Regions from separate parts of the Mus musculus genome. Here region 1 is linked to region 2. A link is a loop called in an ENCODE intact Hi-C map of the cell type or tissue named here. Cell type or tissue: heart. All regions are shown on one strand.

Evidence for each region. Peaks named below come from ENCODE experiments on the same cell type or tissue, not always from the same donor. Only the 100,000 strongest peaks of a DNase experiment are listed, where the experiment ranks them.
Region 1: it touches region 2 in a loop (2.5-fold over the local background); 7 of 42 quality-filtered maps call a loop at or near these places.

The regions. Positions count from the first base shown.
Region 1 is chr2:59,518,279-59,526,278 of GRCm38, forward strand. No RefSeq gene overlaps it. Among named protein-coding and RNA genes, the nearest start is that of Gm39831, 10 kb to the left of the region's middle. In heart, a CTCF peak has its summit at 3,993 (motif pointing right); a DNase peak (open chromatin) is centred at 4,033; H3K4me3 peaks cover 494 bases; H3K27ac peaks cover 1,773 bases.
Region 2 is chr2:59,741,474-59,749,473 of GRCm38, forward strand. All of the region lies in intron 4 of Tanc1 (tetratricopeptide repeat, ankyrin repeat and coiled-coil containing 1), which reads left to right. Among named protein-coding and RNA genes, the nearest start is that of Tanc1, 130 kb to the left of the region's middle. In heart, CTCF peaks have their summits at 235, 2,880 (motif pointing right) and 4,200 (motif pointing left); no DNase peak of the experiment used is centred here; H3K27ac peaks cover 2,717 bases.

The DNA of each region.
Region 1 (8,000 bases), 220 kb before region 2:
GGGCGGTGTCTTAGGGTTTCATGGCTGTGAAGAGACATCATGACCAAGGCAACTCTTATAAAGGTAAGCAATTAATTGGGACTGGATTACAGTTTCAGGGCTTTACTGGATTATCATCATCACAGGAAGCAGAGCAAGATGCAGGCAGACATGGTGCTGAAGAAGCCAAGAGTTCTACATCGTGGTCTGAAGGCAGCAGGAGACTGTTCCACACTGGGCAGAGCTTGAGCATAGGAGACCTCAAAGTTGTCTCCTGAGAGGCTCTGCCAGTGCCTGGCAAATACAGAAGTGGATGCTCACAGTCATCCATTGGAGGGAGCACAGGGTCCCCAATGAAGGACCTAGAGAAAGTACCCAAGGAGCTGAAGGAGTCTGCAGCCCTATAGGAGGAACAACAATATGAACTAACCAGTACCCCCAGAGCTCCCTGGGACTAAACCACCAGTCAAAGAAAACACATGGTGGGACTCCTGTCTCTAGCTGCATATGTAGCATAGGATGGCCTAGTCAGTCATCAATGGGAAGATAGGAGGAGAGGCCCTTGGTCTTGTGAAGGTTCTATGCCCCAGTATAGGGGAATGCCAGGGCCAGGAATCGAGAGTAGGTGGGTTGGGGAGTGGGGAGGGGGGGCAGGTGGGAGGGGGATAGGAGATTTTCAGTGAAGAAACTAGGAAAGGGGATAACATTTGAAATGTAAATAAAGAAAATATCTAATAAAAAATTACATTAAAAAAAAGCCTGCTCCCACAGTGACACACTTCTTCCAACAAAGCCACACCTCCCCCAATAAGGCCACACCTCCAATAGTGCCACTCCCTATGGCCAAGAATTCAGACACATGAATCTATGGGGGCCAAACCTATTCAAACCATCACACTCCCTGGCCCCCATAGGCTTATAGCCATAACATAACGCAGAATGCATTTTGTCCAACTTCCAAAGACCTCCTAGTCTATCACTGTCTCAGCAATGTTTAAAGTTCAAAGTCTCTTGTAAGATTCATGTAATCTCTTAACTGTAATCCCCTATAATATCAAAATCGAAAACAGATCACATACTCCCACCATACAATGGTGCAGGATATATACATTACCATTCCAAAACATAGGAAAGGGAGCATGGCGAGGAAATATTATACAGACCAAAGCAAGACTGAAAGCCAGCTGGACAAATCCAAACACCTGCATCTCCACGTCTGATGTCAAAGTGCTCTTCAGATGGCCAACTCCTTTCATCTTTGTTGACTGCAACACACGTCTTTCTCTTGGGCTGGTTCCGGTTAGCAGCTTTCTCAGCAGGTATCCCATGGCTCTGGCATCTCTAACGTCTTGTGGTCTTCAAGGCAGTCCAGGTTGTGTTGTGCCAGGGAAATGTTAGTGACCCCAAAAACACACACAGAAGCCGATCTGATGCATCTCACAGCAAGGTCTTTATTCTGTTTGAGCTAGCTCATCCCACCCCCCACCCCCCCCACCCCCCAATGCACCACCATCATGCAGGACAGTTTTGGGGGGTGAGCCCCGAATGTCTATCGGGGAAAGGCTTTATAGTAAACAGCAAGCAAGGAATGTGTGCAAGAATCTAATTGGAAAGCTCCTGTGGCCTTTAACACCATTGGCTGGGGCTGGGAGTCATCATAAACTTCACTTCTGGTTGCCTCTGCTTTGGTGGTTGTTAGGAAGGAGGTGGGCTTGTAACCTGGGGTGCAGGTTTGTTGGGGGAATAACCTGGAGACACTGGTCTTGTTGAGGGTGTAACCTGGAAACTCTGGTCTTTTGGGGGATTAGCCTAGAGACTGGAGCTAGGCTCAGGTTTTGTTGTGGGGGTGGGGGGGAACGGACAACTTGGAAATTAATGCTAGATACCAGCCTGTTAGTTTACCTGATTATTTGAGAATTTCACATTATGAACCCTGACCACACTCACTTCCCTGTCCTTCCAGGTCTGCCCTCCCACCCTTATGATCCCTCCCCACAAGAAAAGGAGGAGGAGGAGGAGGAGGAGGAAGAGAAGAAAGAGGAAGAGAAGGAGAAAAAAAACACAGAAATCCAATTTGTGTTGCCCATATACACATTGGAACATGGTCAAACTCCCAGTAGCCAGCCCTTTAAAGAAAACTGAGTCCTTCCCCACCCCACCCCAGCCAGGTGCCAGCAACTGTGAAGAGCTACATTTCAGCATCCTTATCCCAAGTTTGAAGAGTTCTCTTTGATGGATTCCTATCTAGGATATATTAACTTTGGGGTAGGGGTGGGTAGGGGTTGTCACAGAAGCCTTCTATGTCCTGCTTTCTCAATTGTGAGTCTACAGTCATTGCTTCCAAAGCAAAAGTAGCTTCCTTGCCCTTTACAGTCAGCGGAACAGGCATCATGGACTTCCACATGGTTTCTGGTGACAGCACAGGCTACGGACATCCACGTGGCCTCTGGTATCAAGCACATGCCACAGACCTCAGAGACCACAGGTCTCTCTGGTGGTAGTACAGACCACAGACATCGACCTGGACCTCAGCTACGGCACAGGTCACAGGCACCATCCTAGGTAGCCCTCAGTGGCTGCGCAGGCCAAGGGCATCAACACAGGCAACACAGGCACACGCATCAACCTGGCCCCTAGCAGCTGCACTGCCTCTGGACCAACTGCACTGCATCAACATGGCTTCAGGCAGCAGCACAGATCACAGACATCAGCATCGCCCTCAGTGGTAATATCAACCATGGGCGACAACAGCCCCTACGGCAGCGGGACCATGGACCCAGACAGCTCAGCCCCTCACCAACACAGACATCAACGTGGCCCCAAGTGGCTGCACAGGCCACTCACATCAACCTGGCCTCTGATGGCCACCTAACCACAGACACTCTATGACATCCTGCAGCAGCACAGACTATGGAAGTCTGCCTGGCCTCTGCAGTAGCAAGGGCCTCAGACATCCACATGAACCTCAAGCTTCAATACGGACCGAGGTCTCTCAGACACTACAGGTCAGGTGCTGGTAATGGACACCATCTCCGTTTTCTCTCCGATTTTTAAAAGGTTTTTAATAAATTAATCTTGGAACACTTGAACTACAGTGTTGTTGTTTTTTTTTAAAGCACTCATAATCACCATTCAGAAAAAAAAGAAAAAGCATACAATGGCATGCAAGAGTGATTTTGGGAAAACATAATTAAAATGTATGTGCAAAAATCTGTTCAGTGGGTGTCTGTGTGGAAACAGTCAAGGGATGTATCTATGAAATATTTAGCAGTGATTGAATAGTGCTTTGGGACAGTATGGTATCAACATTTCAAATGTTATCCCCTTTCCTGGTCTCCCTCCAAAAACCCCCTCCCTTCATTCGCTCTCCCCCCTCTTCTCCTGCTCACCAACCGGCCCACTCCCACTTCCTGGCCCCAGCATCCCCCTACACTGGGGCATAGAGCCTTCACAGGACCAAGGGTCTCTCCTCCCATTGATGACTGACTAGGCCATCCTCTGCTAGATATGCAGCTAGAGCCATGAGTCCCACCATGTGTACTCTTTGGTTGGTAGTTTAGTCCCTGGGAGCTCTGGGGGTACTGGTTGGTTCATATTGTTGTCTGCAAACCCCTTCAGCTCCTTCATTGGGGACCCTGTGCTCCGTCCAATGGAGTGACATTTTTCACTTTTGTTAAATGATTTGAAACAATATAATTTTTTGTAATTATATTTTATAAAGGGTGTTTAAGTAGTGTGACTGAAAAGGTTCCTTTGACTAAAAGGTGGGGGGAAAGAGGGTTCCATACATTTAGATAGAAGTGTGGAGACTGGAGAGTAGACAGACCATCAATAACAGATGGTCAGTTTTCTCAGAGAGACTGACCATCTTGTGAGCGAGAAGCGAGTTGGTGTCAGAGAGAGTGGGAGGCTAAAGAAAGGGAGTTCAGGGATAGCTTGTAAGAGGAAGGACAGTAATGACAGACTCCTGTAAAGTTCCCCCAGATACCACTGAACCCAGCGGCTATCTGTAAAACGACCAGCAGAGGGCACCAGCAAACTAGGGAGAGCGTTAGCCAACATGGATCTTGGTGACTGCCACCGACCAAGCTTTAAGAACCGACAGAAATACAGCTTTTTAGATAAAAATCGTCCCATTAAAGGCTCTGGCAACCGGTTAAATGCTGTTTCACATAGTGACAAACCAAATGAGAGCTGTCAGCCCGTGACTGAGGTGTCAGATTAGGGAAGTGAGAGGTGGTGCTCACTTATTTTTCTAAATAACCGCAGGGATTTGGTAGTGGTGGGTGGCGGCGGCAGCGGCGGCGGCTGTGTTGACAGGGTCTCTCCACGTATCCCAGGCTGTCCGAGAACTTGTGAGCCCGTTCCCTCAGCCTCTGAAATGCTGGATTCCAGGTGTGTGCTACCATGTCCAGCTCTTCCTTCCCTTATCCAGCCCAGAATTTTTTTTATTTTTTAACCCACTGCAGCTCGATTCAGGGGAAGCTGAGATACCGTTCAGAACAAGAGTCATTGTTTGGACGTGGGGTACAAAACAGGCCTTTATAGAAGACAAAGCAGGAGCAAGGTTTTGAAACCCCGGCTTTCGACAATAAGAGACTTTTAAGGACTCTTAAAAGGTGAAGGCCTGTTGAATTCCAGCAGCCTGCTCAGTCAGAGGCTGCAGGAGAAGGAATTCTGCAAGACACAGCAGCAGTGTTCCCTGGAGGAAAACCTGTGTGCGCTGTGTGTGGGACAGCTGAGAAGAGAAACAGGAACCAATCACAGAGAACAGTGACCAGTGCCACTCATGACCAATGCCCCCACCCAGGGGCCAATGCTCCTTCGGGGCCTGCATTCGGATAACAGCAACCGCAGTGGGTCAGTCCTACAGCAAGCACGCCTGGGCCAATCTCTTCCCTTGAGGCTCTCAGAGTTTGAGGGAGGCCTTAAGAGTTCAAATCCCCCCCCCCCCCAAAAAGAGTTTCAGAATTCCCCACAGGCCTCCGAAGAAATGGAAATAAGCTGAGAGATCGGGCCTAAAAATCCAAGCACCACCATGGGGGTGGGGAGGCAGTAACAAAGTGACCAAGGCTTACAGGGTGTCACCAGAGGCCTCAGGGGAGCCTGCAGGGCTGAAGGGGTTGAGAAAGGCTGTACTTTATACCAAACAGTGAGCACACATACCTCAGGTGGATTTAGAACACAGCTAAGCCAGTGCTGGGCTTTGCCTGGCTGGAGGAGGGGTGGGGGTGGGGTGGGGTTAGAGTGGGGGGAGGGGAGTGGGGGGTGCTAAGAGGAGATGGGGAGTGTGAAGAAGAGACTGTAGGATGCTGTAAACGAACATTTCTGAAGCTGGTGATGTAACTTCCGTGTGTGCTTGCTGACTCTCAGGAACAAAACCCTGGGCTCTGTTCCCAGCACCACATAAACTGGGTATGGTGGGACATGCCTGTAATCCTAGCACTTGGGAGGTGGAGGAAGGAGGGTCAAAAGTTCAAGGTCACCCTTGGCTTCATAGCAAGTTCAAGGACAGCCTAGAATACATGAGAAAGAAACTGGGAGTTGGGAAGATTCTAGTTACCCAAAGAACAATCCAAACCCACACATGGGGTATAGAATAGGTCGGGCACCCCAAAATAAAATAAATTAAAGCCTATCATATTCTCCCTCTTCTACCTCCCTGCCCCCACTTTTAAAAACACTGTGATACCGCACGCAGCAACAAGAAAGTGGACACCCTCACTTGCTTTCTCACTTCCTGAGGGACGAGGGCACAGAACTTCTTCTCATGTAGGGCATTTAACCTAACACTGGCTTCCTGGATAACCCGAGACACAGTGAACACTGACAGATGAAAAACAACAGAGGCTGCAGGGTTGGGAGGGAGAGCAGGATCTAAGATCTGGCACAGAGCTGGGCATGGTGTAAAAAGACTGGTTTGAGAGTCCTAGAGATGGACTCTGCGTGGTGGCCTTGCGCTATCGAGATAGAGATGCATGGCCGTATGGAACGAGGAGGGCACAATTTGTTGCTAAGGTCACACAGAATGCAGTGGTCAGAGGACGAGGTGAGGATTGGTCAGTCCGATACCGAAGTTTTGTGTGAAGTCACAGAACCTTTCAGTAGTGGGTATGCAGCATGAAGTATTCCATTTACAGATGGTCTCATAGCCTGATAGTCTTGCTTACACTGAGTTTGTGCTTCTTTCTGGAACAAGTTTGGGGACCAGCTGTGGTTCTGAGTCCTATGTTTCCTCCCTCAGGGTTGTCCAGATGCCGCCATTGCACACCACGCTGCAAGGATGAGGCGGAGTTGGGGATGGGCGTCTTCACCAAGGATTTTAGCTCTCTTAGGCGATACTCAATCAAACAACTTTCTTAGACCATCTTCAGTGAAACAGCTTGCGTGCAGATACTTTTTGGAGGGTGGAAAAGGGTTATATATAAACTTTGGTGAGTAGGGAGGAGTTTTCAGGGCAAACAAAATCACTGGCTGGAATTTAAAGAACTGTCAATGCCTCGTATGGAGAGGCATTCCAGAAATCCCAGGTGATGCCGGGCGGGTGGGTTCTTACCAGGATAGAGGAAGTTGAACTTTCAGGTTTGCCAAGGACTAGGTGACATTGCTTAAGTAGGAGATTGGGACCGGGCTCCCCAGATCAGAAGGAGAGGAGGAACTCCCACTGCAAATGAGAGTCCTCCATTTTGCATGGATCTCAGAAGAACTATCTAGGCATGGTAGAATTCGACCTTAGTAGCCAGGTCTTCTTAATGTACTAAAGTTTTGTAAAATGTGCTGGGAAACACACATTAGCCCTTTCACATCCAACTGCAGCAAAAGTAGGGGGTACCACGTGTACCCCACCATTTCCTGTAGGACATACTATAAGTAAAATTTCTTTCCAAACGTTCATCTGACGAAAGGAGACTAGCTGTGTATGGGAGGTCTTGTTTTCAGAGACGTGTGGACAGACCGGAGCTGCTGGAGAGCCTACACTGGGCTTTCTCACTTGACAGCCAGAATGAGGTTGCAGAGAAAACCTGCATTCAACACAAGTGTCTTTTTTAACTCTCCAGAGAAAATGAAGCCAGAAATGAGTTTTGTTTTGTTTTGTTTTAATTTGTTTTCATTTTCCTTATGCCAAGCTAAGTATTCCTGAGAGAAAACAGAGCTTTTCAGGGAGCTGGTCCCCCCCGCTCCACAGATCTAATTCTGAGTGATGACTGGTTTTCCTACCCAGGATCTGAGAGAATTCATGTTGACTCTTAGTTAATCTTCAGTTTTACAACCAGTTCAGCTGCTTTTTCTCTTTAACGACCTAAGTATCTGCTATAAAATTTTCCTTTCAAATAAATTGGAGGTCTGGCTTTATTCTGTCCTGAAGTTTGCAGCTAAATATTTATGTATGTTCTGCGGGAAGACAAGAGACTGTGGGGCCTGTAGTAGAACTTCTCAGGTAATATTGAAATGGCCGTCGGAGTCCCTGACCTGTGGATGCTGTGATCTGCCCCAGTGAAAGAGGTGTTGGTTATCAATTTCACCCTTTTAATTTTCTCTAGTTTTTACTTTGCTAGTCCAGTTTTTACTTTTGCAAGATCTGAGATGGCATTGGATCATGCAGGTGTTGGTAAGGTGAGAGAAACCCTTGAAAGCCTCCGGTGAATGCACCTGAAGTGGCATCTAATTTTCCACCCAAAGGGGCCACACTCACTACCTGAGAAAACCAGGAATGATGCAGAACTCCTGTCGCTCCTTTGGATTCTTTTCCTGCACGCACTCATTTCTATCATGAAGTCCTGGGCCATGGCTGCAGGTTGCTGAGAGCAGATGAAGAAAATTTCTGGGCCTCCTTCACTGTCTCCTTGGAAACTTCAAATTTAGTTTGCTGTGGCTACAACATTCCTCAGGTCGGGCGGTGGTGGCTCACGCCTTTAATCCCAGCACTTGAGAGACAGAGGCAGGCGGATTTTTGAGTTGGAGGCCAGCCTGGTCTACAGAGTGAGTTCCAGGACAGCCAGGGCTACACAGAGAAACCCTGT
Region 2 (8,000 bases):
TCCCCTGCCCACCCACTCCCCCTTTTTGGCCCTGGTATTCCCCTGTACTGGGGCATATAAAGTTTGCAAGTCCAATGGGCCTCTCTTTCCAGTGATGGCCGACTAGGCCATCTTTTGATATATCACCTCGGCTTTTATATGAGGTGCTCAAAGGTCCCTTTCTGCTCCAGCTTTCCTGGACTCATTAGACTGTTCAGCCAGGATGCCTTTCGTCACAAGAGGACACTGTGGAGGTGGCTCTCTGGTGGTGATGTTTATTTTTCCCAGTGGCCTCAGAGGCACTCTGAGTTCCTTGAGTCAGTCTTTCACTCAGTGGTGGCTTCGCAAACTTCCATAAACATTTGTTTCATGTGGGTTTTCTGAATGTTAGCTGGGTGAGTTCTGGGCTAGGGATGAGGGGGACATAGAGGGAAATAAACACTTGGCTCCAAGCTCTAGGGAAAACCCGCTTGACTGAGGGAGACTGGTGATGGCGAAGTCAGAGAGTCTATAGAGTGCTGACTGCTGGAAAAACGTGAGTCGTCTCCTCACTGGGGTCACTGGCTACTGGTCCACAAGGACAAAGGAGGCAGAGTTGGTGACAGGGTTCCAGACTGACAGCGAGTACTAACTGAAAGGACAATGTTCCAGGACCAGCTTCAGGGAGACAGATGAACTTTATTCAGGGTAAATCAGGGGGAAGTTCTGGGGAAGGTAGTGGGGATGTCTAGGGTGGGTACATGTTCCTGACTCAAGGCTAAGGGACTGACTGAGACGCCTCATTAGCAGGGGGAGGCATTTGAAGAATGGGCTCTTATCAGAAGAAAGGAAACTGAACCTATAATCTCACCAAGGCCATGAGACATTCCGCAGGGTGTAAGGGGTTTCAGGCTCTTCAGGCAAGGGCAGAGAAGGAGAAGCCCTGCTGGTAAAGGGAATATACCATTTTGTTCTGAGCGCATGGCTTTCCAGTAATGTCAGACTTGGACCTTAGTTAGCAGGGCTCTACAGAAAAAGAGTGAGAATCCCTTGGTTGGAAGCTCAGACATTCCTGTGTGATGCTGGAAGGGGTCCTTAGTAGATGAAGTCCAAGGCAGACAGGAGCTCCTAAGGGGCTTCTAGTTGACCATGGAACAGCCCCGCATCCCCCATGGTGAGAAGGAACTTGAAAAAGTGAGTCAGGGCCAGGGTGGGTGGAGCCTGAGAATAGCGAGCAAGGAGCTTTAGGGAGGAAGATGGAAACAGTTGCAGCGGGTCCATGGAGCCTGGGAGGATTTAAGTGTTTTGTTACTTTGTTTTTGTCAGTAATGTCCTTTGGGTGTTTTTATACAGAGGGATGAAAGAGGTTTGAGGTTTCGAGCAGTGTCTGTTTTCTGCTTGCCAGCTGAGAGTTGAGACCGGTTGGAACTTTTGCAGTGTTGGGGGATGAAGAACAGCGGCTTCATTCTCGGCAGTGACAAGAGAACGCAGTGAGGCAGAGGTCAGCCTGAGAAAATGTTAGGAGAAAGAAACTCTGGCTTGCGGTGCCGTATTTGCACATGAGAACTTGAGGGGATAGAGTATGGAGAGTGGCTGGGGGCAGGGACATTGCGTCATCACACATGATGTTGGCGTAGTGGTGGTTGGGGTGTCAGTGGACCACCATTGAGGCACTGCCCATGCCTCTGCTCAGCAGTCAGAGTTTGGGGGGCTATGTCTTGGCAGAGCCAGTTGGGAAATTTGCTAGAATTCCAGTTTGCTTTTTGGGGGTGAAGTTTTATTTGAAAAAAAAAAAGTTCCTTGTACCTTTATATTTTTCCCTCAAATACAGTTTTTATATTTCTAAGGTGGGCAGGACTCCTACATTTTTTTTAAACATAAGAGCTCCAAGGCACTAATTGGTCCTTAGGCTCTAAGTCTGAGGAATGCTATTTCTGCTGGAACCCAGGTGGAGCTTGGGTGTAATTTACTACCATGCATACTAATTTGACTTAGCCTGCCAGGGACTTCGGATCTCCCAGGGAGTCCTGTTTGTGCAGAGCACAAGGGAGTCAGAATGCAGACCCCACACTCAGGTCTCAGGCCTTGAGGAAGAAGGTAGTTCAGGATGTTAAAGGTCAAGTATGATAAGGCATGAAAAGTAGCTGTTAGCATTTGGAAATACACCAATTGACCAGAGTTGGCCATCTTCTGCCATGGTCAGACAGGAACTACATTAGGCTACTGTGATCTCTGTTGTAACCATTGGATTTCAGCTACCATGACACAAAGCAGCCATGGATAATATGTAGCTAGATGGTCACGGTTGTAGTCTGGCACACACTTACAAAAGTACTCGGTAGTCTCATTCAGCCAAGACCATGGTTTTCCTTGACTTTTACCGCTTAGGAAGGGAGAGTTAGAATTTCTTGAGTGCTAGACTCAATACACACATTTTAAATCAGATGGCAGATGTAAGTACCAACCCCAACAACAGTTGGTGGGGAGCCCTGGGAGGCTAGGTGCTAGCTCTCCTGGCGGTTACACACCCAGCCAGTAATTGGCTAGGACTTGAATTTCTCCTCTGACTTCAAAGCCTGGCTCATCCTACCTCATTGGCTTGCCACCCGTTGTCAAGATCATTCACGGGAGCTCTGGTTGGCATAGAAGACACAGAGGCTCACACTGCTGCTGTTGTCCTTCCTGTGGCCAGCAGTAAAGTTGAGATTTTCTGCTTCTCCTGTGTCTCTAAGTGTGTGGGACCACAAGGCCACATGCACCACCTTGAGAATAGGCGCTTCCGAATTCGACAGCATTTGCCGATTACTGTTTGAGCCTTGGGTGATCTTCGGGGTGTGTGTGTGTGGTGTGTGTGTGTGTATTAAAGACTTTTTTATTTTAATTATATGAGTACACTGTTGCTCTCTTCAGACACACCAGAAGAGGGCAGCAGATCCCACTACAGATGGTTGTGAGCCACCATGTGGTTGCTGGGAATTGAATTCAGGACCTCTGGAAGAGCAGTCATTGCTCTTAACCTCTGAGCCATCTCTCCAGCCCTTTGACTTTATTTTTTTTTTAATATATAAACATTTATTTTGGAGTATTTTAGGCTTATAGAAGAGGTCAAAAGAACAGTACTAAGAAGTTCCATATGGTCTATGGTCAATCTCTCATTAACACAGACGTTGTGTGATACATTTGATATAATTAGTGAACCAACAGTGATACCTACTAAAGTCTGTATTTGTGGGGTTTTTTTTTTTTTCCCACCATTTCTAATTCACTTTTTTTCTGGCCCACATTATCATATCACGTTCAGAGATCATGTCTCCATAGATACCTTTTTGTCCGTTGGTTTGGTTTGGTTTTCTGAGACAGGATTTCTTTCTCTACAGATCAGGCTGACTTCGAATTCAGAGATGAGCCTGCCTCTGCTGGGGTTAGAGGCATCTCCATATATTCTTGACTGTGACAGTTTCTCAGACATTCTTTGTTTTAATGACCCTGGTGGCTTGGGTATGATATTTTGTAGAGTGCCTGCTTATTGGAACGTGTCTGATGTTTTTCTCACCATCAGCCAGGACTTAGGAGTTTGGGGTGACCTCTTTATCCCGCGGAGTCGAAGGTGTGTACCAACAGTGTAGTTCGCCTCTCTTGGTTGATCTTCGTCATCCAGCCAAGGTTGTGGCTGTTCACTTTCTACACTGAACCTACCCTGTCTTCTTCTCTCCTTGTCTCCGTCCACCACATAAAGAAGACACTTTATTCTCTGCATGGGCACTGTGCGAAGCCCACAGGTAAGGCTTGGAGCAAAGCCCGTCACTTCTGAGCATGGAGTATCTATATAAATTGTTGGCGATTATTCTGTATCTTGAGAGCTGTCTCTTTCCCCGTTCATTTATTCCAGTACAGATTTAAGTGTGCACGGACTTTCAGATTTTCCCCTGAGTAACGAGGAGCACTCAGGCCTTTGCATCCGCTTTGGTGCCTGGGTGGCTCTCCGTGAAGCTGGGTGTGCTGCGGCTATCCAGGGTCTGTTCTGTTAGGCCAAGTGTACAATGGGCAGGAAGTTGTTGCCTCTGAGACTGAACTCCTTAGTGTAACTGCTAAGCATATACGTGTTACCTAAAACCTTAAAAACATCCAGGACTTCATCCTGCTTAGGGTGGCGACCATTTCTTGCCTTGATGGTGAAGAAACCTTTCCCAGCAAGCCTCAGAGCTTTTGTCTGAAACTGGCATCGGAGCAGCGCCACCTTGTGGTAAATACTGAGTCTTCCAGGAACAATGCCTTCTAAATTCTGAAACTCTTAACTGTTCAAGCAGCAAGTTTTAAAAAGAAAAATAGTTTTGTTCTTTAAAGGGAGGCCGCTACTTTGGTATATATTGTGTTATTACCAAGTTTAGATAAAAGATACATGAGTTATAGTTGTTCTAAAAACAAAAGGAAGTAACCTGGGATTAACAGTGGTTTCTGCTCAGTCACAAGGACACAAGGAGTTTGGATTCCTGCATTCTTGTCTGGCAAGTGCCTGTTAACTCTAGCCCCAACTCTGAGGGACCCGGTGCCCTCTCCTGGCCTCTGCGTGAACACAGGCATGGCTATCCTGTGCACACACGTTTTTGAAAGCTTCAACCTTATGTCAATCTCACTCAGCTTTAGTAGGATAATCAGATACATTGTAGCAGCTTTCGCTAATAAAAGCCCCGCAGGCACCTGGGCTGTGGTGTGTTCAGGGTAGAAAGCCGCCTTTCTGTTGTCTTGAACCCAGAACACTGACAGAGTCAGCCCCACTGCTGAGGAGGTTGCAGTGATCTGGGTCCCTGCCAGGGGAATGGTGACTAATCGCCCCGCCCAGAACATCACTGCATGGTGTCTGCAGATGTTTCAGCGCGCAGAAGGTGTGTGCTTTTCAGAGATCTCACTATCAAGCCTGTGTGTCAGACACAAGCCCAGTCTGCTCTTCCACTTACTGACCCTGTACAGTAAGGTCCTGACTGCCGAGATGGCTTTGTGGTTGAGGCCAGCGTGCTTCCTCAAGACAGCCAACACAGCACAGCAGCGAGCTGCCTTGTACTTTCAAGGACATGGGCAATGATGCATGATGGGTAGCCTTGCCACCTGGGTAGGAGCTGGAGAACAAGGAGGGACCTGGAGTTCAAGAATCCCTTTCCTTCCACTAATATTTTGAAAGGAAGGCTTGACCTCACCAGGTCGAGAGACTATTTTAAGATGAGCCTTTCATCTCTAAAATGAATCTTACATTGCTTTCAGTGTTTTCTATTTACAATTTAGAGCATGTTTTCCATAGCATTTAAACTCAGTTTCTGAGCCTTGCATTTATTAATTAATCTAAAATCATATTTAACATGAATATCACCTGAGACTGAGACTCACACAATTCTGGTAGGACGTGAAGGCTGGCTCAGTCTTTACCGTTTACTACACTTCTTTTTTTTTTTTTTTTAAGACTAGGAATTCTCTACTAGACATACTCTGTGGTTGTGGTAGAAGTGACAAGCATGCTCCTAAATAACTATCGTGTTGCTGCTCTGAGTTTATTTCAGCTCTTCATTTAGTGTAAACTCTGCTTAGGTTGTAGGACAGCTGATAAACTCAACGCAGGAGAGGTGAGATTAGGGACAGAAAATGCGTGTTACTATGTCAGGATTAAAGTTGGCTTCGAGTACGGAGCCCCGTCAAACATATAATAGTTGAAACAAGATACCTACTGCCCTTTCTTTTTAGCAGTGCACATTACCTTCAAGTACCTTGGTGCCATGAAGTTCCCCTCGTGGGGGAGGGGCTGGGAGGAGTTGGGCATGGTGGTGCTCCCATGTTGGTATTGAAGTGTAGGTGTTTCCTGGGGCTACGGTGGCGTGTTATCTCCATTTGGTGGTTTCAGCTGTTTGTCTCTCTGAGCCGCAGGCACCGTCCATAGAGTACTTGTCTGGGAAAATGCTTACCTTCTGTAGCTCCTGATGGCCACACCCTCCTCTCTCTACTTCTGTGGCAGTCTTATCCCCTCCTTTCTCATACTAACACCCATGTGTGTGGGACCTGTCTGGATGATTCCAGTTGGTTCCTCACCTTAGGTTTCTTATCCTAACCCCAGTTTCTGTAAGCCTCTAGAAATCAAGTGACTTGATTGGGGACGTGTCTTACCTTATTACACACTTCTAACACAGTGTTGCCTGAAGGCCTCGTGAAAACTTTCTAAGTTACTCTGCACACATGTCCACATCCCTTGCCAAAGGAAAGGGAGAAGAGGAAATAGGGACATTTCTCAGCACAGAGCCTCAGCTTCAACAAATGCATTGGAATTGTGTAAATGCTGGCACAATGAAGACAGAGAGCGGTTCTGCGTCCCAGTATATTCATATGTTCTGTTATAGTCGGCTGCATCCCGAAGCCCTGGAAACCTATGGTCTTTCTCCAAACCCAGAACTTTGCCTTTTCAGGATGTGATGTGTAGAGCCGTTTAATGCACACCCTTTTGAGGCCAGCTTCTTGGCTGGGTGCACTTCGGACTCATGCACGTCACAGTGGGTATCGATAAACTTTTACTGCCTGTTTCACAAGTAGTCCACTGCATGCATATGCCACAGCTTGTCCATTTGCCAGTTGGAAGTCACTTGGGTAGTTTCCAGTTTGGGGTGACGATAAATGAAATTGCTTTAACTGTGAGCACACTGTCTTTTGTATAAGCACAAGTGTCCTTTCCCTTGGGGAGGGACTTAGGGGACTTAGGAGTGGAATTGGCAGGATCATATAGTATGTACGATATAATTTGTATGAAAGCATCAACTATTTTCGAAAGCAGTTAAACGTTTTGTAGTCTCGCCAGCAGAACGGGAGCTAGGTGGTTCCGCATCGTCTGCAGCTGCGCCTTTTGTGTGGTCGAAGGTGTTCGCTGTTCTGTAAGGTCTGCGCACTGTCTGAGAGGGGCTTAGGTAATCTTTGATGGTCTCTGTATCCAGCTCAGCTGAGAGGGCTTTGTTAACTGTAATTGATGCCACCATCTTTACACTGGATTTTCTGTAGCCCAGACAAACCTTGAGCCCACTGTGTAGCCAGGGATGACCTTGAACGCTCCAGCCTCCTGCATCTACCATCAAAGTGCTAGGAGTACAGACTTGGGCCACTGCATCTCACTTTATGTGGTGATGGGGATTGAATTCAGGATGTTGTGAACACTAGCCAGGCACTTTGCCAATTGAGATACTTCCCCAGCTCTCACACTGTTAAAAAAAAAAAAACCCAAAACCCTATAATTCATCTTCATTCTAACCTAATTATACCTGTAAGTCTTTCCACTTAACACTCCTTCATAGATACGTCTCTGTAAGAGTGATTGGAGTCTGCATCTCTCAGGCCCTCTTCTCCCTGATGTCAGTGCCCAGAGGTTGGGTGGATTTGACACAGATGAGACACAGATGATTCTGAGGGTGAAGAATAATATGTGTGTTTCTTTGGTGTGGCCATTTCTCTGTGGTGTGGGATAGGAAGGCTCCTATACATGCTGAGAGGTGGTGGGGTACCTGTGCACACATGCACATCAAAGGTAAAGCCAAGGGCGATGGGCTACTCCTACCTTACACTGGGGACTGAGAGTGAGGCTCAGGAGTGTTCTGCTCTGACCCGTTCCTGGATGCTGGGGAGGAAGAATGAAGCAGGAACTCAGCACCTTCCCACGGGGAGGGGTCCTTAGGTGGGTGAGACACCTGCTCTTCATCTGCCTCTTCATGTCTCTTAGCTGACATAAGGGCAGAGGGTTTAAACTAGGTGTGCTGTAGCCATTGTACTAAATGAAAGTTTGAGGAAGTATTTGCAAATTTAATTTTTTTTCCTGAGAACATATTACTTCTTAATTAAGTAAAATGCATTTTTTTTTAAAGCCCTTTCTTCTTGGGAGTCAATATCTGTGGGAAGACAAGACCTTCAACCTCTTAAGCATTTTCTAGCGTGACCCCGCCCCTTCCCCTGCAAGCATTTTCTAACGTGACTCCGCCCCCTCACCTGCAAGCATTTCCTACTGTGACTCCACCCCCTCACCTGTA